Linked DNA regions of Homo sapiens: regions 2, 3, 4 and 5 are each linked to region 1. The links are chromatin loops, found by intact Hi-C in ENCODE. Cell type or tissue: heart right ventricle. All regions are shown on one strand.

Region 1 (4,000 bases):
AATTAGAGACAAACAAAAGCAGCATCATGGCTCTCTCCAGTCACATCTGGGTGGCTGGAGATGAGGCATCTCCCTTAGGCAAACACAAAAACGCCACCCGGGGCCTCACTCTCTTACTCAAAATAAGACTTGTTTCACACTGCAGTTATTAAAGAAGAAACAGGCCTATCCCAGGAACTTGGCCAAAAGAGATTCATAATGCTGGGCCTGACCACTGGCCCATGAGGTCCCAACAAGCCAGATCTTGCGGCGGCTCATGGAGTAGGGGGCAGAACTCAAAACGTTCCAGAAGCACTTACTATCTGCCTGCATAAAGACCCAACCCTAAAGGAGGCTTATGCGCAGTACCATCTCGTCTCTTCTTGGAAGGAAGCACTTTCCAAACTGTTCCCTCTGAGAGCCTAGGGGCAACACTCAAATTTTACCAATTATAATAAGCAAATATGATCCAACTTAAAAAAAATGATTCCAGGCTTTGAAAAGCATGTTTGCACCTGATCAATGACAGCTACAAGTAAACTGAACTGACTGTAGACCCGCCATCAACTCAGGTTCCACAGGGACTGCATGATCGATGAAGCAATGAATGCTCTGTGAGAGCTCGCCCTGTTATTCTGAAATCACAGTGATTAAAATACCCACTTGGCAGTCATGTGTTACCTGGTAGAGACAGCCTTACTGGACAACATTGCTCACAGATTTCAGAGCTGGAAGGGACACGAGAAATGATCTCCAAGCCTCCCTCCTGTCGCCCAACTCCACCTTTGGGGCAGATCAGGGGGCTATATCCCAAGGATACTAAGGGACTGGGCCTAAGTCATCATCGGGGCAGACATGTCCTCCAAGTCCTGGCCCAGGTTGTCCAATGCACCTCACCTCCTCTGTGTGAGGGGTCCCTTGGACTTTTCTTGAGTTAAATAAACACCCACAGTCACACTCACACACAGAGCCTTGTATAAAGACAAGCACACATATAAACTATGCTTTTCTGCCTCCCAAGATGTTGGACAAGGCCAGGAAAGTGCGAGATCAGTATTAGAGGGCTCAGGGGAGGAGGAGAGGAGCAGCCGCTGCATATACCCCCAGAACCCTGTACCACTGAGGCGTGCATTCTTTCAGAAGCCCACAAGCTCCTGTCCTGCTAAAATCAAGTCTGATTTCTCAAGCTTCCTTCCCTGCCCAATGGGTAAGGGCAGAAACCACCTCCTGTGCTGTGCAGAACTCACACCCACTCTGCACACCTGAAGCAGAGCCCTGCCCAGCCGCCCGGCTTACCAGCTGTGCCCACCTGGAACCCGCACTGCCCGGGAGCCCCTTCCCTCTGCCTCTCCAGTCACTGAATGGGAGCAGGATCACCTGGGGCACTTGCTTATGGGCTGAGCCCAGGGACACTGACAGGGCCGCCTCCCAGGCACAGGGAGCCACCCAGCAGGCCACACTGAGTCAGCGGCCAGGGTCCAAAATTTGCTTCCTGGAGAACTTGGAAGGGACACCGCCCAATGGCACTCTCAGAGAAGCTTTCATTCTCACGACGTCAATGCTGAGAGGACTGCCAGGCTGATTGGGAAACAGCTCCATCAAGATTTTTTGTCTAGTTGGTTTTTAAACTGCACAAATGCCAGAAATCTCCTTCCTGCTCTCTACTGCTTTTAAATGTAAATCGAAAGACCTGTTCGTACTTGTCCCCGGAATCCCTAATATCGGTCCCTCTATTAGTCTCTGGGGAAACATTAACTCTGTTGAAGTCGAGGCAGAGGGGGCTGACACCCTGGGTCCATTTAAGGCACTGACCAGGCACGTGACCCTGGGTAAATCTGCCCCTTTCACTGGCTCTTTAAATGCAGCGGAAAAATACATTCTAGTTAATCTCACTCAGAGGCAAGCTTCCCAGTTACTGCCACCTGCTGTTCCCTTCCTTCCTTCCCACAGGCCTGAATGCTCACCTGCTTGGACTGCAAGACAAAACTGCACTTTACACATCTCTAATCTGGGTGCTTGCCCGCCTCTCCAGGAATAATTCCAGATACTCCACATATAGAATTACGCAACCACACGGCATTTCTCCTGCAAATTTCAAGTCTTTAAGGGCCATAAAAAAAATCATCTCCACTTTTTGTTCCTGGAAGCTCTTTGTAATTTTTTTTTTTAACCTGCTGTCAGACAGCGGAGTGGGAGAAGGAGACTTCTTCTGAATTCACAGAGACTCCCCAAGCATTTCTGGGCCTCTGCTCCAAACCACTGTGGACATGAAAGGCGGACATTGATGACAGCTGCTACAAACCACCTCAGCGTCCCCAAGTTTCTCTCTGGCCAGAGAGAGGAAGAAGTGGTGGAAAGTCCAGCCAATCACACCACAAAATGGGAGCCTCAGGTGCCTCAAATTAAAGGGAGTAAATTCAACAGCTAAACCTCCAAGGCTGAGGCAGAGGTTGTTTTGCTTTTTAAATTTTTCCCAGCAGCAGGCAAAAATCTCCAGCTCTGCTACTGAATATAACCAGTGCAATTTCCAATGGTCTCACGACCCCATTATTTCCTTTTCAGTGCCCCTCCCTCTCCACCATACCCCATAATTACAGAGAGTTTAGGGCTGGGCTTTTTCATGATGCTGCTTCTTTACACTCACGACAACACAGAAGGAAAGGTTATTTAAATCTGAGTTGGAAGGGTAAAATCAGCATTGTTAAAAGGGCAGATTAAGAACACATTTCCCTGGGTTTTAGGTAATTCAAGGTCACTTGCAATAAGCAAGACAGAAATGGAATCATCAGGCACACATGGGCAGTGGGGTCTACCGAGCACCACGGGGCAGGGTCACACAGGCCATAAACATTATACGGAGCTGATCGTTAATGTCTCTGACTTAAAAAATCTGCCCTGTTAAAGAATTCAAGGGCATGATTTCCTGCCTGACCCCGGTGTTTCACAGCCTTTGCCTCAGAATTGGAGCCCTTCCTGGTCCTCCAAAGCCCTCTCTGTCCTGAAAAGCAAGCTTACATTAATAACTAAGACTGAGGACTCCAGCTTCAGCATTTACTAACTGGGTGACCTTGGGAACATCATTCAACTTCACAAAGCCTCACTTTCTTCATTTATATGTATAAAGTGTGGATAATAATAGTCCCTTATTGCTTCATAGGGTTTCACGAGGATTAAAGGAGACTGGGGTTATCATGTACCTCACATAGTAAATTGCTCCATAAATGATCATCATCAGCAGAATGATGAAGGAACACACACTGCTTTGGGAAAGGCTGGCAATCCCAGTGCCAATGCTTTCTATGAAGTGGCATCTATAAAGTAAGATCATTCCCATTTCCCTCCCCGCATGGAATATATTTCCAGCAAAGACAAAAAGTAAGGCTGGGAATGCCAAGTACTAAGTGTATAACACCATTTAATGAGCACCTACCATGTGCCAGGAATTCAACCATGTTTTCACAAATCCTCATTACCCTGCAAGACAAATCCTGTTAGCCCCATTTTGTACATGGGGAACTCGGGCTCAAAATAAGTCCCACCTCCTCCCTATTCCAAGCCAACATCTATGGGCAGACAAGAGACAAGTCAACATCCACAGGTCTGCTTGGTGGCCAGCATGAAGGGATGGATGCCTCGAATTCCGGGGCTTTATCTAACTCATGGCTGCCTCCCTGCAAACAGCAAGTAGGGGCATATTACTCACAGAACATTCTAGAGCTGTGGAAGTCCACAGGACTCACCTCTTTTGATCCCCTGAGTTGGGAATGTTAGAAACTCAGCCCAAGCAAGGGAAGGGAAGCAGCTTGTCCAAGGTCACATGGCAGCTCAGACACAGAGCTGACATTTGGGCTCAGGTCTATTGACTCTCGAGGAAGATCTTGCCTATGGATGCCTGATCATTCCTAGAAAGGAATTCACGGGCACAAGAAACGAGCAGGTGTAACTTTGAACAGACCCAGTTTCAGAGCTCTGCAAAGGTGAGTTGAGGAGACTCCTGCCTTCCTCCCTCCCAAGTCTGACG
Region 2 (4,000 bases), 65 kb before region 1:
TCCTTGGGGCCAGCAGTCAGCTACGCACCCTAGTTATTTGCAGACGTGTGCATCACACTAGCTGTAAGCATCCAGGACAGACTATTTTGCTCATCAATTAATCCTCTGTGATAATTAATCAAGGTACCAGGTAAAAGGTAAGTGATCAATGGGTGCATATGAGTAACGAGTGAATGTAAAGGAAAGAAGAAATGAGGGGGGAAGAGAGAGACACACGTGCACACACACAAAGGCAGGCAGTCAATTCATTTACACAACTACATATCATACAGTAGCCCCAAAACTGTGCTATTCTGGGTAAGATATTAGATGACAAAATTGTGTATGAGAAGGAAGTACAAGGACCTGGGTTTGAATCTTCATCCTGCCATCAGCTTGCAGGGGATCATCAGATCTCCCTGTCTCCTGTCCCAGGGATAAGGATGAAACAGGATGACATCTATACAATGCTGGCCTTGTAGCTTGCCCCTTCCTTCCATGCTCCAACTTCAGCTCCTCTCCTGACTGGCCAGGTGATACAGGCATGCCAGTCCACCACTTGCCACCATTTCCCCATCCTAAGTGGAGAGCTGTGTGGCCCAGCCCCCACTGGGCTGGTACCAAGGCAGCCCTGTGCTGCTGGGCTGACACATTGGCACAGATCCCTCCAGGAGGCTGGGTGAGGGTGTGTGCTGCTTCCTGGGGAGGCTCCCAGTTGCCAAAGAGCAAGGTTGTAAGAACAGCTGGGCCTCTGGCTCTCAAAGAGAGAGTATGGGGCCGACAGGAGGAGGGGTGGGAAGGAGAGGCTAGGAATGAGGGCCATAGTCATGCCGACTCAAGCTGCACCCCAGGAGCCAAATGCGGGTTCGCTTTCCTGGTTAGGTCTCACACATCCTACTGCCTCATACAGCCTACATTCCTGGTGTCCACACAGAGCTCTGGCCACCCCCAGCCACTGGGAAACCAAAATGGTGGCAGGAGTAAGGCAGCTTTGTCCCCCATCTCTGGGAGAAGGCCTCATCTTAAACACAGGAACGCAAGGGTAGAGGAGAGCGGAAAGAGAAACATGTCCAGTCAGGATCACAACAAAAATCCCCTTACCAGATCCGCCTGCATCTTCAGTTCAGGAACCACCAGCAGTAAGAGCTTATTCAGGGGAACCTGTGGCTTTCACCCTGGAATCCCAGACTCTGCAGCACCCACCTCTCCCAGCTAGAACTGCTCAGGCAGCGCTTGCCACTTCCTTTCAACAACTTCCAACCGGGAAATTGCTAAAGAAAAAAAAAATGGCTCCATGCCAGCAGGCTCTGAAATCATTTCCCCAGCTGCTGCCAGAATATGAAGCTGAGACTTTTAGACGTAACTTGTGGGACAGGGGGCCGCTTGAAACAGCCATAGTGTGCAAATCCAAATGACTGGGAGCGGGGCAGGGCCCCGCCTCTGAGCTCCCTCCCATCTCATTTCCTATCCCCGACCCTTCCACCCTCCAGCCACGTGGGAGGCAGCGCTCCTCACCCCGTCACTCTCAGCCCATCCCCATGTGAATGCAGCCTTCTTGCTAGTTTTATTTTCCTTTAAACAATTCTAATGTTCATTTGGAATTCCTGCCCCTCTCTCACACACACTTCCAATATCCCCTAAGAGGAGCCCCAACCCCTACACTGCACACAGGGAGAGCTGCAGGAATCCACCCCGGCTCCCCGCCAGCCTCCTCACAGACTCCTCCTCACGCGCTTCACAAGCGCTCTGATTTCCTCATCCTCAGGGTCTCTGCAGATATTCTTCCCTCCGCCTGGTGTGCTCTTGCCTTCCCGGACATCCGTCTTTCCCTGACTACCCAGGATGAGTTGGCCCACTGGCTCCAACAGATCCCATCCCGGAGCCATCAGGGCATCTGGGGCTCTCACTTCCTGTTTCACCCCAGTCTGTGTGCTCCTGGGGCAGAGGAAGGTGTCTTCAGCATCCCAGCTCTCACCACAGGGCCCTGGTCAATGCAGTCATAGCCAGATGTCTATTCAAATTAAAATTCATTACGATAAAACAAAACACGAATTTCAGTTTCTCAGCTGCACTATACACATTTCAAGTGTCCCCAAGCCACATATGGCTAAGGGCTGCCACACTGAATGGACAATACAGAAGGTTTTGAACAGCGCTGCTCTAGATGAAGATCTAGTGGTTGGGCAAACACATGCAGGCATTGCCCAAGTTCTGTCTCCAACATCTACAGACAGGGAAGGGACGAGGAACCAAAGGTCAGGCATGCAGCGCCGCAGCAGGCTCGGAGCCGCAGAGGGCTGGCATCTGACTCAGGTGGGAACAGAAAGAAACCCACGCAGGGCCACCTCAGCCACACCAGGAACCTGGAAATGCAGCTGCCGTACTGTGTGACCACATCCATGTCTATCCCCTCTCTTCCTCTAGTAGAAAAGGCATTATTTCCTGGAAACTTTAAGACCGCAAACACTATCCAACCAAAAGACAAAATCTGAAATGGTATTTAGATAACCCTGCAGGGATGGCCCTTAGGAAAACAATATGGAAAAGGAAGGAGGAGATTACACACACAGACGGCTGCACACACAAACGATCCACGTATGTTTTCCTAAGGGAAAAATCAAAGTCCTAGTCATGAAGCCATGAAGAGTCAAGGTCAGCAGAGAACTCAAAGTGACTGAAGGGACAAATCCCACCACACAAAGTTCCCCCAGGAAGCCTCAGGGGGCAGCCCTGGGCAGATCATCTTCAGGCACTGACTGCAAAGATGCGGGGGTCCTTCAGCACTATCAGGTTAGCAAAAGGAAACAGAGAGACTTCACGGATTTTGTTCCCTTCCAAAGAAAAAAAAAAAAAACAAAAAACAGAAAGACAGACAGACAAATATTGAAAGAGTCCTGTTTTCAAGTCTGGCATCCCTGACCTCTATCCTGCAGTGACTTTGGTACATTCCTTCACCCAGTAAGTATTTGCCAGGGCCTCCATGTGCCAGGCGTTACAGCTGGGCACCTGGCCTCTTCTGGGCACGGGCTCTCATCTTCGTTCAGGTGCTGAGTCACCTGAACCACCAAGTTGCCTGATGTCACTGTGTGCGCATGTATGTGAGCAGGTGGGTATCCCTCAGACACAGGCATTCATATCATACCTTGATGAAACTGTATCTCTTACTACTCTACTGTTAAAGAAGGATAACATGAATTTTTATGGATAACACAGATGACGTTAAGACTGCAAACCTGCAAAATGATATCTATCATATGATCCCATTTCAGCAAACAAAAAAAAAAAAAAAGAGAGAGAAGGGAGTAAATTTGCACGTCATTTTAAGTGACTGTAAAATGCGTGAAGAGGTCTGGCAGGTGCACCCACTGACCTGTTAACAAGGTGTTATCCCCGCGAAGTGGAAGAGGAGGGCCTTTGCTTGCTTTCTAACACTTCTGTACTTGCTTGGTGTTGAAAAATTTAAAACTCCCATCTCTCAGTAACAATGGATAGCTGATCACATCTTGTGTGGGCTAAAGGAAAAAAAATGGGTGAAGACACACAAGGAAGCTTTGCCCAAAATCCATGGAAGAAAAGCCTGACTCGGGGGCACAGAATACAGGAGTAAAAACATCACCCCATGATCCGTGCGGCAGAGCTCCAACTGCTGCACACAAACATTACATAGGAGCCAGTGGGAAAAGCACATGATGAAATACCTCGAAGAGAGCATGGTATACAACTTACAGGAGGGCAGACACATCTGAGAGGCAAGGCAAAGCCACCATCTGGAGGGTTCAGGGGAAGGTACCACTCCACATGGTCTCTCCGAACCACCTCACCTGACAGAACTCCTTCTACTCTAGGCTTCTTTACTGTCCAGAAGCAGCAGCCATCTGAGGAAAGGACTTAAAAGGTCACTTAATCTGTCATTTCTCATATGGATAAACTGAGGCCCAGAGAGATGAAGTCACTTGCCCATGATCTCACATTGTGTAAAAGGCAGATAGGCCCATTCTAGATACCCATAGGATCTCAGGTC
Region 3 (4,000 bases), 110 kb before region 1:
CAACTTTTGCAGAAGGGACTCAATGTATTGACTTACTGAAAGCGTTTTCCTTTAAACTTTCTGCAATAAGGAGGCATTTCCAGCAATGGCCAGCAGATGGCACTGTGTGGTAAGGCACAGAAGGGTGAAGCCCACTAAGAGAAGCCCGCAGACCTTCCCAAATGGGTTTCTACTTCTCTAAGACATTGTGCATAAGATATCCTCCCATCATTGTGCAAGGGAGGATACGGTGACATATGCTCATAAGGCATTAGCAAAAAGTCCTCTCCCCATTCTATAAACCCAGATTCTAGTCCTTCTGCCATCTCCTAGCAGTGTGACCTTGAAAAGGTTGCCTGCAGTCTCTGTGCCAAGAGGCTGGATGGGATGGATTCCAGGGTCCCTCCCAGCAAGAACTTCTCACGTAAGAGGCCTACCACCAGGGCACTTGCCCTGCCCTCTTCCCATCCTCTATGGGCAGTCAGCTCTCAGAACAGGTGGAGGGAGACTCAAGTATCTCCAAAGGTACCCAGAGAGAGGGCGCCCTGCCCAGGTGGGCAGGACAGAAGGGGTCACAGCAAAGGGCAGTTAATGGAACCATGCAAAGGACTCACCTGGAAAGATAAACTGCTGTCTATGATGAATGAAGTAGGCAGCTTTAAACAGAAGAGGAGGTGAGTCACACACACAGAACGGCCAACGCAGGAGGGAGGAGCGGAATTGCAGGTACCGGCTTGGGAGGCAGGGACTTGTTACTGGGCTGGGACAGCCCTACCCCAGATGGACCTGGCAAGGACAGGCCAAACCATGCAGGAAGGAGGAAAAGAGCTGGGAGAAAATGGGCCCTGGCAGGAGTCTGCAGGACTAAAGGGGCTTGCACTGGAGGATTGGGCATTCCAAGACCCCGTCTCCGGTCACCAGCACTCTGTGAAATGCATGTGAGCCCAGAAGGGCAAAATACAATGGGAGAGAAACAGTGATTCTGAAAAGTTTAACAGTGTTATGTACGGAAGAATGGCCTCCTCCCCCTGAGCCCCACCTGTACCTCCAGAGTGTCTCAACCTTACCACTCCCTACCCACATTTTTTTCTCTCTCTCTCATAGGTGACTGAAAAGGATACACTGGGGTTCTGGAAGCTGACAGCATGTTCCAACCTCAATTCTGCCACATAACTAGGCTCTGGGACCTTAGGGAGTTGGCTAACCTCTCCAGCTGTCTCACTGTCAAATGGGGGTGTAAATACAGTCATGTGCCACAGAATGTTGTTTTGGTCAACAAGGGACCACATACATGACGGTGGCCCTAATTATAATGGAGTGGGAAAATTCCTCTTGCCTAGTGATGTGGTAGCTGTGGTAACAGGGCAGCACCATGCATTCCTCACGTGTCTGTGGTGACGCTGGCGGGAAATAATCCACGGAACTACAAGCTGTATAAAAGGATGGCACGCACGATTATGCACGGTAGCATCTTACTTGATAATGAGAATAAACAACTGTATTACTGGTTTATGTATTTACTATATTGTACTTTTAATCATTTTTAAAATTTTTTTTATTTATATATTTATTTTTTGAGACAGAGTCCTGCTCTGTTGTCCAGGCTGGAATGCAATGGCACAATCTCAGCTCACTGCAACCTCTGCTTCCTGGGTTCAAGCGATTCTCCTGCCTCAGCCTCCCAAATAGCTGGGATTACAGGCACCCAGCCCACCACCATGCCTGGCTAATTTTTGTATTTTTAGTAGAGACGGGGTTTCACTATGTTGGCCAGGCTGGTCTTGAACTCCTGATCTCAGGTGATCCGCCCACCTTGGCCTCCCAAAGTGCTGGGATTACAGGCGTGAGCCACCACATCCAGTCTTTTAATCATGATTTTAGAGTATACTTGTTCTACTTACCAAAAAAAAAAAAAAAAAAAAAAAGTTATCTGTAAACTAGCCTCAGGCAGGTCCTTCAGGAGGTATCCAGAAGGTGGCACTGTTATCACAGGAGATGCCAGCTCCATGTATGTCACTGCCCCGAAGACCTTCCGGTGGGACAAGATGTGGAGGTGGAAGACAGTGATATTGATGATCCTGAGGCTGCACAGGCCTAGGCTAGCGTGTGTGTCTTAGTTAACAAAAAAGTTTAAAAAGTAAAAGAAAAAATAAGGATTTTAAAAATAGAAAAAAGCTTATAAAAATTCAAAAAAAAAGTTTTTGTACAGCTATACAATATGTTTGTTTTGGGCTAAGTGTTATTACAAAAGAGTCCAAGTTAAAAAAAATGTTTAAAGATTATAATGTAAAAAAGTTGTAAGCTAAGGTTAATTTATTATTGAGGAGAATATTTTAAAATAAATTTAGTATAGCCTAAGTGTTTAGTGTTTATAAAGTCTACAATAGTGTACAGGAATTCTTCCAGAGCAGCTTCCAGTCCCCTACAAATAAAGAACAATTGACTGATTGACTGATTTAGAGACAGAGTCTTGCTCTGTCACCCAGGCTGGAGTGCAGTGGTGCAATCTCAGCTCACTGCAACCTCCACATCCTGGGTTCAAGCGATTCTCATGCCTCAGCCTCCTGAGTAGCTGGGACTACAGGTATGTGCCACCACACTTGGCTAATTTTGTATTTTTAGTAGAGATGGGGTTTCACCATGTTGGCCAGGCTGGTCTTGAACTCTTGGCCTCAAGTGATCCGCCTACCTCGGCCTCCCAAAATGCTGGAATTACAGGCATAAGCCACTGTGCCCAGCCCTATTTTTAATATTTTATGCTGTATATTTACTGTAGCTTTTCTGTGTTCAGATGTTTAGATACACAAATATTTAGCATTGTGCTACAATTGCCTACAATATTCAGTACAGTCACATGCTGCATAGGTTTGCAGTCTAGAAACAACAGGCTACACCACACAGCCGAGGCGTGTGGAGGACTATACCATCTGGGTTTACGTAAGTGCGCTCTATGATGCTCACGTAACAATGAAATCACGGAATCTCTCTCTCAGAACATTTCCCCGTTGTGAAGCAGCACGTGACTATAATCTTTTCCCAGGTTTACCCCTGAAGTTCAAGTGCAATGCCCCTGCACAGCACAGAGCAGGGGACGATAGGAGGCGTGCCTTCTCCAGCTGAACCACCGGGCCAGCCGGGCGGGCAGTGGGGGTTGGGGGGAGGGTTGACCCATTGGTGCTGCCACGACCAAAGAGACAGGATCTTGGAGAGAGTGAGGCCTCTGTGCAGGGGACGATGAAGGCCCAATCTGGGGACATCAGGGAAAGCAGCAAGGGTCTGGCTGATTGTGCAAAAAGAACTTTTTCTGTGACTGCCGTGTTCCAAACACACCCTTTGCTTTTACAAAAACCCAAACTGGGAGGTTTAGCAAAAGGCACAGTTTCAGAGCATAATAAAGACAGAGCAGAATGGGAGAGGAGGTTAATCAAATGGGCCATCACTCAATGCAGGGAGGGGAGGGGTGTGCTCAGGACAACGCGTGAATGTCAGGAGATATCCAGCCACGTGCGTGCTGAGGTGAAGGCAAAGAGAGAGATTCCTACAAGATCTCCGTCTCCACCGTCCCCAAAAGAAGTCCCAGGAGAAGCTCCCTGGCCTCCTGCTGGCTGGGTATGGCTCCAGCTGGGGATCTCCTGGCACAGGGAGAGCTGTGCCTGTCCTCATGGACCTGGAGCTCCAGAGGCCAGAGACAGGGGCCTGACCTGGACTCTATGGGCTGGAGACGGCCTGTGGCTGGGTCCAGAGCAAACAGGAGTGTCACAGTCACCTTCCTTCCTCTGGGACTGCGAACTGTAATAAACTGAAGGCTGAGACTGACTCTGAGGAGCTGCCAGGGAGGCCGAGGCAGCAGCTCAGTCCCAAAATGGGCAGGTGGGCTTCACTCTGCTGCTTGGAGAGGCAGACACCCCCAGGCCAGCAGCTGAGGGCAGGAGAGGCTGGAATCCTGACCTCTCCCCACAGACACCAGGCAGTGGGCTGGGGTGGAGCTGGAGGTCAGCTCTGGCTCAGGTCTACTCTGCTT
Region 4 (4,000 bases), 63 kb after region 1:
TAAAAGAATTTACCTCGGGGTGGGGGTGCAGGGAATTGAGCCTTCTGTGGGGCCTGAAATGTTTACAGTTGCCCCTCAATGTATGTGGGGAATCAGTTTCCCCATCTCCCACAGATACCAAAGTCCTGATATAAAATGGTGCAGTATTTGTATATAACCTAAGCACATCTTCTTGTATGCTTAAAATTATCTCTAGATTACTTATGTGATCATGTGTCAGATAACGACATTTCAGTCCATGCCAGAATGCATATAGGATGGTGGTTCCCATAAGGCTATAATGGATCCATCCTATACAGGTGTACCATCTCTAAAAATTGATATTTAAGAAGAGATGGGGCCTTGTTATGTTGCCCAGATAGTCTTGAACTCCTGGGCCCAAGTGATCCTCCCATTATGGCTTCCCAGAGTGCTGGAATTATAGGCATGAACCACCACAGCTGGCGAGGTGTACCATTTTGTATTGTTTATACTGTATTTTTATGATCCTTTTCTGTGTTTAGATACACAGATAGCCACCATTATGTTACCATTTCCTACAGTACTCAATATGGTAACATGCTGTAGAGGTTTGGAGCCCAGGAGCAATCAGCTCTACCACTCAGCCCAGGTGTGTGTTTGGCTGGACAACCTGGAGGAAGCTAAGGAGACATGACCTAAAGGCAGAGGGTGAGTCAGAGGTGGGATCCCTGGACAGGTATGAGAAGCTAGGCGAAAACGGGTGAAGTCTGAATAAATTTCACCCTATTCATATAATTACTGCATTAATAACCTTAGATAATAGTTCACATTATCATTTAGTTAATAGGATTGCACCCATGTTAAATTTCTTATTTTGTTTTTTTAAGAGACAAAGTCTCACTCTGTCACTTAGGCTGGAGTGCAGTGCTGTGATCATAGCTCACTGCTTCCTGGAACTCAATTGCTAAAGCAGTCTTCCCACCTCAGCCTCCTGACTAGGTGGGACTACACACACACGCCACCACGCCTGGCAATTTCTTTTACTTTTCTCTAGAGAAAGAGTCTACCTATGTTTCCCAGGCTGGTCTCAAACTCCTGGGCTCAAGTGAACCTGAACCTCCTGCCTCGACCTCTCAAATTGCTGGGATTACAGGCATGAGCCACCACACCTGGCCTAAATTTCTTATGTGCCATGGTACTGCAAAATGTCCTTATTAAGGGCAGCTGGATGGAAGGTGTACGTGTAAAATCATTTCAACAGTAAACATTTATTTTACAACATGAAGATGGTTATCCTTCCATGAGTGTAAAGTATAAAGGCAGGCTCATGGTGTCGTCAGAAGTCAGGTTTCAGGGCTGGGGGTGCTGGGAAGGGCTGGGCATGGTTGGCTTTGTGATCTGGGGGCTGGTGTGTTCCATCTCTGAATGTCTTTTGAGCTGTGCACTTACCAGGGATGTAAGTCATATCTTAATAAATTTTCATAAGTTTAACAAAAAGTAAAACGAGGATGGGAAGCTTGTTTGGGATCTCGGGTGCTTATCTAGCCATGAGCCCTGGCCCAGATGCTTCTAGTAGCCTGGAGGGAACTGAGAACATTCAAAATAGAGGTGGCAGAGCCAAGGCCCCGAGGTGGAAGCGCACTGCTGCTTGTCCCTAGCTGTGAATGGGGTGTCCTGCTCGGAGGCAATGCTGTGTGCACTGCAGGGCCCACAAGTCCATGTCCATATTGTGGCTCAGTGCAGTGAAAGCCAATCTCAGCCCCTTCGCAGTGTGGTCAGCCTGCCAGCAGGTGGCCAGCTGATCCTCCTGGGAAATTGTGCCATCCCAGGGACTGGGTGTGAGTCTCTCATCCACAAATGTGGTGTCAGCCTGGTGAGCCTTGGAAAGGGCATGTGCAGGATGCTGAGCCTCTTCCATCCTCATGCCGGTCTCAAGGCCACTCGCTCCGTGGGCCCATCCAGCAAGTGTGGTGGCTTGGAAAGAAGCCGGCTCCATCCACAGGGCATGCTGTTTTGCTCAACTCAGGACCAACATCATCCTCCATAGTAATTCTCTTTGGTGGGAGTACTGGAAACATGAATAACAGATACCTTCAGAGTCTGAGCTGCTGAGGCCAGGGCTGCAGGGTGCCCTCCTGTCAGGAAAACCTGCACTGGCAGCTGGAAGGCACCTGGTCGTGGTGTCTGCAAGGGCTACAGCAGTGGCTGCAAGGCTTCGGGACTCACCCGGCTTCTGTGAGGTGAATTGTGACAGTGGCAGAGCTCTGCAGCGCCAGGGTCCCCTGCATGGTCATACTGACTGCAACTGGGAGCCCACCACACCCCTGGTGCCCCTCTCTTCCCAGGGCTGGGGTCTAGACCAGGCCCCTCTTGCCTGGGAATTATGCACTGGGAGGGGGACACAGGCCCGCAGATTGGGACAGAGGCCCCAGGGCATGCTGCTGGCTGGCCGGGGCTGCCATGCTCACCTCTCTGTCTCTCGTGGCCTTGGTGGGACCGGCCTCCCCATTGAATGGGATTTTCCAGGTGTCTGGGGCTGCAGGGCAGCTGGCGGGGTGCCACCCTGGCTTCGGTGACCAGATGCAGGTGCCCATGTTGCAGCGGGGTTATCTCCCGACCTCCCTCTTAGTCCTGATGGGCCTGGGCTGGGCCCGGTGTCAGGGTCCCCTTGGGCTCCCTGGGCTAGGCCTGTCCCATGGTCCCGGGGCTGTCCAGGACACATTTAGAAGGGACATGGACCCAGCAGCTCTGTTTGAAATCGTCATGGGGGAACCAAGGGCCCCCCACATCCAGGTCCGTCGGGAGCTGGAGCATAGAGTTCCACTGCAGGAATCTCCAGGAACGCCGAGGTCCTCCCTGAGCCGGGGCCAGGCTGGGCATGCCCTGAGTCCCAGGTGCCCCCAGAGAGTGGTCTGCTGCCCTGGGCTCCCCAGAAGCCCCCACATGTTCCTGGGCCTTGGCCTCATGGACAGCCCCACCAGGACAGGGTGTAGGACGAGGTGGAGAAGCGGACCAAATGGGCCGCTGGAACCGGGCTGGTGGGCCGGGAAGGGCCTTCCTGTCCCCCTTGCAGAGGGTCTTCCCGCCATGTGATGCCAGCACAGACCTGGGTCCTGAGGACCCTTTCTCGGGTTTTGCTGAAAGGAAAACAGACGTGGTCAGTGTCTCCAGTGAGCCCATGCAGGCCTTTCTGGGCTGGGCCCCACCTGCCTGGGTCTCTGGAGTCCTCAGGGTCTCTGTGTGGCCCCTGTGGTCTGACACTGATGACATGCCTATAGTCTGCTGATCCCAGAGGAAGGGTTGTGTGCCGCCTGGTGTGGGGAAGCTGCCTGGGCATGGCAGGTGGCTTCTGGAACTGCCCCCAGGGTTCAGCCTCGCTGGGGGCTTCCTGCCACACACCCTCATCCCAGGGCTATTGGGCCTGGGATATGGCCCCCAGTCAGAACTCAGGTGGGAGGGGCCTTGGATGTCACCAGCCCCTTGCCACTTCACATGGGGACCCGTCTCCACAGTGGGTGACTGGGCCTGGACGTGGGTCACCCTCTGCCCTCCTGGGCTGCCCCGTCCATACCAGGACTGACCGTTCCCACACCTGGCTAAACACTTGGCTCTGGCTCTGGGCCAGGGGTCCCACCTGTGCCCTCTCTCTGAATGCTCTATGGGTAAGAGACACTGATTCCCTTGTCTCCCTGGCTCAAGGCTTGTTGTCCTGGCACCCCTGGAGGAGTCTGCAGGAGTGAAGGGCCTCTGTTGCTCTCTGAGGCTGTCAGCGCTTGCAGGGAGGAGTGGAGGCTCTCACAAATGGGTCTGGCTCCTCCAGTGCCCTTGAGAGCCCTGTGAGGGGGAGAGCAGGCCACCGTGGGAAGTGGGAGGGGGCTTGTTGGAGGGTCTTGCCCACATCCCCCTCCTGCGTGCACAGCACATCCAGTACATATGCACTGAGCGCCTGCCCTGAGGAATGGTGGGCCTCCTGTATTTTCTTAGAGTCCAGGAGGAAGAGGAGGAAGAAAAGGTGAAGAGGAAGACCCAAGTAATAGGG
Region 5 (4,000 bases), 90 kb before region 1:
CTCCAAGGTTCTGTGAAGGGCCCTGGGAGTTTCTGCCCGGGCACTAAGGGAGGGAAGTGTAGCTCCTCTTCATGCTCCCCCTGTGCCTCCCTGGGGTTCCTACAGCCAGCTCCACTTCAGCATAGTCCCTGCCTGCTGTACCCCTCCTCATCCCCAAGACCCCGCCCACAGCTACGTGACTCTCCTTAGCCAGCTCGGGATAGTACAAAAATAAACTCCTATTTTGCTCAGGCAAAAACCAGACATCTCTGCATTTCCAGACAATTAAAAGCAGACTCCAGAGGCACAGCTGTCTCCCTCCGCTCTGACTCATGAGAGAGGCCCCACAGCATAGCCACGTGCAGGAACGTGCTCCCAACCTGGAGGTGGGGGTGGGAAAGGGGGTCAAGGGTTGCCCAGGTGTCCTCTCCTCCCAAAGGGGCTTCTGCATCTCCCATCTTTTGGGGCCTCATTCAGAGCTGCGCTACATTTCTGCCTCCAGGAATGTCCCTTTCCTGAAGAGTGGGATCCCAGGACATCAGGTGGGGTTCTGGAGATGGCTAAAGTCTAGCGAAATCAGGCAGATGGCACCGCCTTCCCAGGGGTGCTGCTTTACCGTGGCAGCCCAGCAGGCCAGAGTCCCTGCTGGAGAGTCTCGGTGGGGAAGGGCAAGGTGGAGACAGGGCTCTTCATGGGGCTGCCTGTGGGCTGAGATGTGCTCAAGGTCTCTGATTCTCAGAGAGCAGCCACCAGCTGGGCTGAAGCCAGCCAGTCACTTTAAGGCCACCTGTCTTAGGGCTATTTCCTGAGGTGGTCACCAGCACCTCTGCTTCTGGACTATGGAGAGGCTGAACGGGCTAAGAGGTGGGTCAAAGAGGTCCACCCCCGATGGGGACAGCAACGCACACACGACTCCCAGGTGGTAGAGGGGATGGAAATGAATCTCTCTTACCAAACCTGGAGGAGACAAAAAGCAGAGAGGGGGATTACGTCACCACGCTGGCTCGGCGTGTTCCTAGAACACTACCCTTGGGCGGGAGCAGGCAAGGGGCTGGGACGTAGGACTCTGAGGCCTGGCTTGAGGCCAGACTGGCTGATTGACTCTGGGAACCCCTGCAATCTCTGTGGGGACATTTCCTCAATGGAAAGGACTAGAAGGGCATTCCCCAGGCCTCCCCAGGGGACATCTAAACTCAGTGCTGTGCACTTTAATACATTAGCTTACGTAAGCCTCGCCAGCAACCAAGCATGGTAATTAGAGTTCAGCCCATTTCACAGTCAAGAAAACTGAGCCTCAGGAGGCTCAGTAGGTCACATGGCTCACAGTGGGAGAGCCTGGCCCAGAGCCAGGCAAGAAAAGGGGTCAGTCAGCTGGAGAGACCAGGCCTGGTGGCTCATGCCTGTAATCCCAGAACTTTGAGAGGCTGACACGAGTGGATCACCTAGGTCAGGAATTCAAGACCAGCCTGGCCAAGGTGATGAAACCTTGTGTCTATTAAAAATACAAAAATTAGCCAGGTGTGGTGGCACATGCCTGTAATCCCAGCTACTCGGGAGGCTGAGGCAGGAGAATCGCTTGAATCCGGGAGGTGGAGGTTGCAGTGAGCCGAGATTGCGCCACTGCACTCCAGCCTGGGCAGCAGAGCAAGACTCCTTCTCAGAAAAAGAAAAAATAACTATCAGTTGGCAAGGGTGTGGCTGGACAGGAGGGCAGAGATAACAGCTGTGCAGAGCAGAGGTAGCCCCTGAAAGGAGAGTCAGGCAGGGACACACCCTGAGCCTCCCCAGGGGGCAGCCACTGCCCCTGAGAACACATGGAGCTGGAGGAAGCAGAGCACTCAGGGGTCACCAGAACAGCGAGGTGGCCTGAGCGTCACGTCAGTGCTGGTTCTGGTAGCTCTGCAGGGACTGGACTCAGAATCCCAGGGTCTGAGGCTCAGTCACTGGCTGGAGTTTGAGGCTAGTTGTGTCATCTGCCTGAAGCTGTGTCCCTGCCACCTTCTAGCATGGGAATGAGACCACAGCTTTCCTAATGCTCTTCTTGGGAGAAGACAGAAACACAGGGACTGGGTTGAGCCCACTGTGAGGCCTCCTCTGACTGACCCATGTTCGTGTGGCCATCATCACTGCATTCTACAGCCCCTTCTGGGTGGGACCCAGGCCCCAGCAGGACAGCCCGAGTGGGAGCAGCAGGGTCGGTGACACCTGGATCTCTCCTCCTTGGGCAGCATACTCAAACCCATCGGAGCTGTCCAGGCTCCATCCCATAAAGGACCCTAACAGCATGCACTGGGAGAGGGGATCAGGCCCGTTCCAAAGATGACTCCAAGGCCCAAGATACACCAGGGCCCAAGGAACCCCCTAGAAAAAGGGTGCCCTTATTGCTTCTCGGCCTTTTGGCTAAGATCAAGCGTAGGAAAGGGGTGCCCATGCCGAGGAGAGAAACCAGGTGCCCCAATCCTCAGGGGTACAAGAAGGTAAGAGGCACCCAAGGAAAACACTCCCTTTCTTTCTGTGCTGCCAAGGGTATACTGACAAGGGCAATCTTTGTAACAAAAAAGACAATGATCTAACGCCCATCAAGAAGGGACAAGATAAACTATACAACGAAATAATATGAACAAGTCAAACAAATGGGGTTTAATTAATTATAGACATACACAAAACTGCTAGCCTGGTTGGCTCCTGAAAGGGGAACCCTGTGACTGAATAAAAATGGTGGGGTAGAGTTTTCACCACGTACCCTGAGAAGCCACAGAGCTGCTGCGCTTTGGACCATGTGACTGTCTCACTTGTTCAAAATATATAGATAGAAAAATTTGTAAGTCAAAAACTAAACAAAAGAGTAAAACATTCCAAGATGTACTGACATGATGTTCTCAGAGATACCAAGGGAAGTTGAAAAAACAAGTCATGGGACAGAGTAGATGGTATGGTATCTGACAGTCACTAGTGGTTTCTGCCAAATATTCCAGTTCTCCCCTCCTGGGCGTGTGGGCAAAGAGCACTGTTTCATTCTCCTGTTCAGGTTGGGCCAGGAATGGTGGGTGGAACTTCCAAGAAGGAGTACGCAGCTGCCAGGGCATGACATCTGGAACTCACTTCTCCCTCTGCCACCGTGGCCAGCAATGTTCAGACAGTCTGGGCCCGGAAGGAGGCTGACCCATGATGGACAAGATGGACAAGGCGGCATGAGCAAGAAACAAATCTTTGTTCCTTTAAGACCTGGTGATTTGGGCATATCTGTTATTTCTGTGTAACCTGGCCTACCCTGACCCATACGTGGCATCACGTCATGTGCATGTACGTGTACATACAAAACCAAATCTAGAAGGATTCAGCCCACACCACTAAAGTAGTCTGAGGAATGGACTGAAAGATGGGGGCACCTTTTACTTTTGACTTTACACACGTCTATAGGGGTTGATTTTATTGGTCCTTCCATATATCTTTATGATTAGAAAACCACAGAGGGCACTTTTGGTAGCTGCCCAGAAGGAGCACTCACCTCATCGAGGAGACGTCATCAATGCGGTTCCCCAGCTGAGACTCATGGGACTTGCTCCGGGTGAGTGTGGGGAAGCTGGGCAGCAGCTGGAAGACCTTGCGGCTGGGTGGGGGGGGCGTCCGTGGTGGCTTCAGCTTGGTGTGCCGTCGCAGCTGGGGTGTGGTGGGCGGGGTGATGAAGCTGTGCAGGGCACGGGGGGTCAGCCGGCCGCTGGCGTGCAGGGGAATACAGGTGTCTGAGAGGCCCTCACTGAAGCTGGGGGTGGGGGAGTCTGAGGCGGGCAGAGCTGACACGGAGATGGAGCGTGGGCCCTGGGCGCTGTTGCCTGCTCTGCCCAGCTGGGAGCTCCCTGGGGGCCAGGGCAGGCTGGCTGCTGAGAGGGTGTCCGTGGAAGGCCCTGAGCCACTTTCCCGCCGCGCATCCAATGAACTCCAACTGGAGTCCTCCTTGTGCTCCCCTCCTGTGGACCAAGACGTGGAGTCACAGATGGTCAGGGCTGGAAGGAATTCACAG

The links. Peaks named below come from ENCODE experiments on the same cell type or tissue, not always from the same donor. Only the 100,000 strongest peaks of a DNase experiment are listed, where the experiment ranks them.
Region 2: it touches region 1 in a loop (2.1-fold over the local background); 22 of 110 quality-filtered maps call a loop at or near these places.
Region 3: a loop joins it to region 1, with 3 times the contacts of the local background. A loop is called at or near these places in 45 of 110 quality-filtered maps.
Region 4: it touches region 1 in a loop (2.0-fold over the local background); 6 of 110 quality-filtered maps call a loop at or near these places.
Region 5: a loop joins it to region 1, with 3 times the contacts of the local background. A loop is called at or near these places in 28 of 110 quality-filtered maps.

Annotation. Positions count from the first base shown.
Region 1 is chr17:27,492,299-27,496,298 of GRCh38, reverse strand. The region is part of intron 1 of KSR1 (kinase suppressor of ras 1); the gene reads right to left. Among named protein-coding and RNA genes, the nearest start is that of KSR1, 38 kb to the right of the region's middle. RefSeq lists an enhancer at 276-345. In heart right ventricle, a CTCF peak has its summit at 1,915 (motif pointing left); a DNase peak (open chromatin) is centred at 1,482; H3K27ac peaks cover 1,166 bases.
Region 2 is chr17:27,557,537-27,561,536 of GRCh38, reverse strand. The region is part of intron 2 of KSR1 (kinase suppressor of ras 1); the gene reads right to left. Among named protein-coding and RNA genes, the nearest start is that of LGALS9, 72 kb to the left of the region's middle. In heart right ventricle, CTCF peaks have their summits at 1,530 and 1,731; DNase peaks (open chromatin) are centred at 1,326 and 1,695; H3K4me3 peaks cover 2,154 bases; H3K27ac peaks cover 2,706 bases.
Region 3 is chr17:27,597,995-27,601,994 of GRCh38, reverse strand. It overlaps KSR1 (kinase suppressor of ras 1), which reads right to left. Exons shown (of 21, transcript NM_001394583.1): 11 at 594-635. Among named protein-coding and RNA genes, the nearest start is that of LGALS9, 31 kb to the left of the region's middle. In heart right ventricle, CTCF peaks have their summits at 94 (motif pointing right), 1,753 and 1,952 (motif pointing right); DNase peaks (open chromatin) are centred at 114 and 1,954; H3K27ac peaks cover 1,158 bases.
Region 4 is chr17:27,428,834-27,432,833 of GRCh38, reverse strand. It overlaps the pseudogene TBC1D3P5. Among named protein-coding and RNA genes, the nearest start is that of KSR1, 26 kb to the left of the region's middle. In heart right ventricle, a CTCF peak has its summit at 1,747 (motif pointing right); a DNase peak (open chromatin) is centred at 1,755.
Region 5 is chr17:27,582,593-27,586,592 of GRCh38, reverse strand. It overlaps KSR1 (kinase suppressor of ras 1), which reads right to left. Exons shown (of 21, transcript NM_001394583.1): 4 at 3,488-3,947; 5 at 932-936. Among named protein-coding and RNA genes, the nearest start is that of LGALS9, 47 kb to the left of the region's middle. In heart right ventricle, no CTCF peak of the experiment used is centred here; no DNase peak of the experiment used is centred here; H3K27ac peaks cover 858 bases.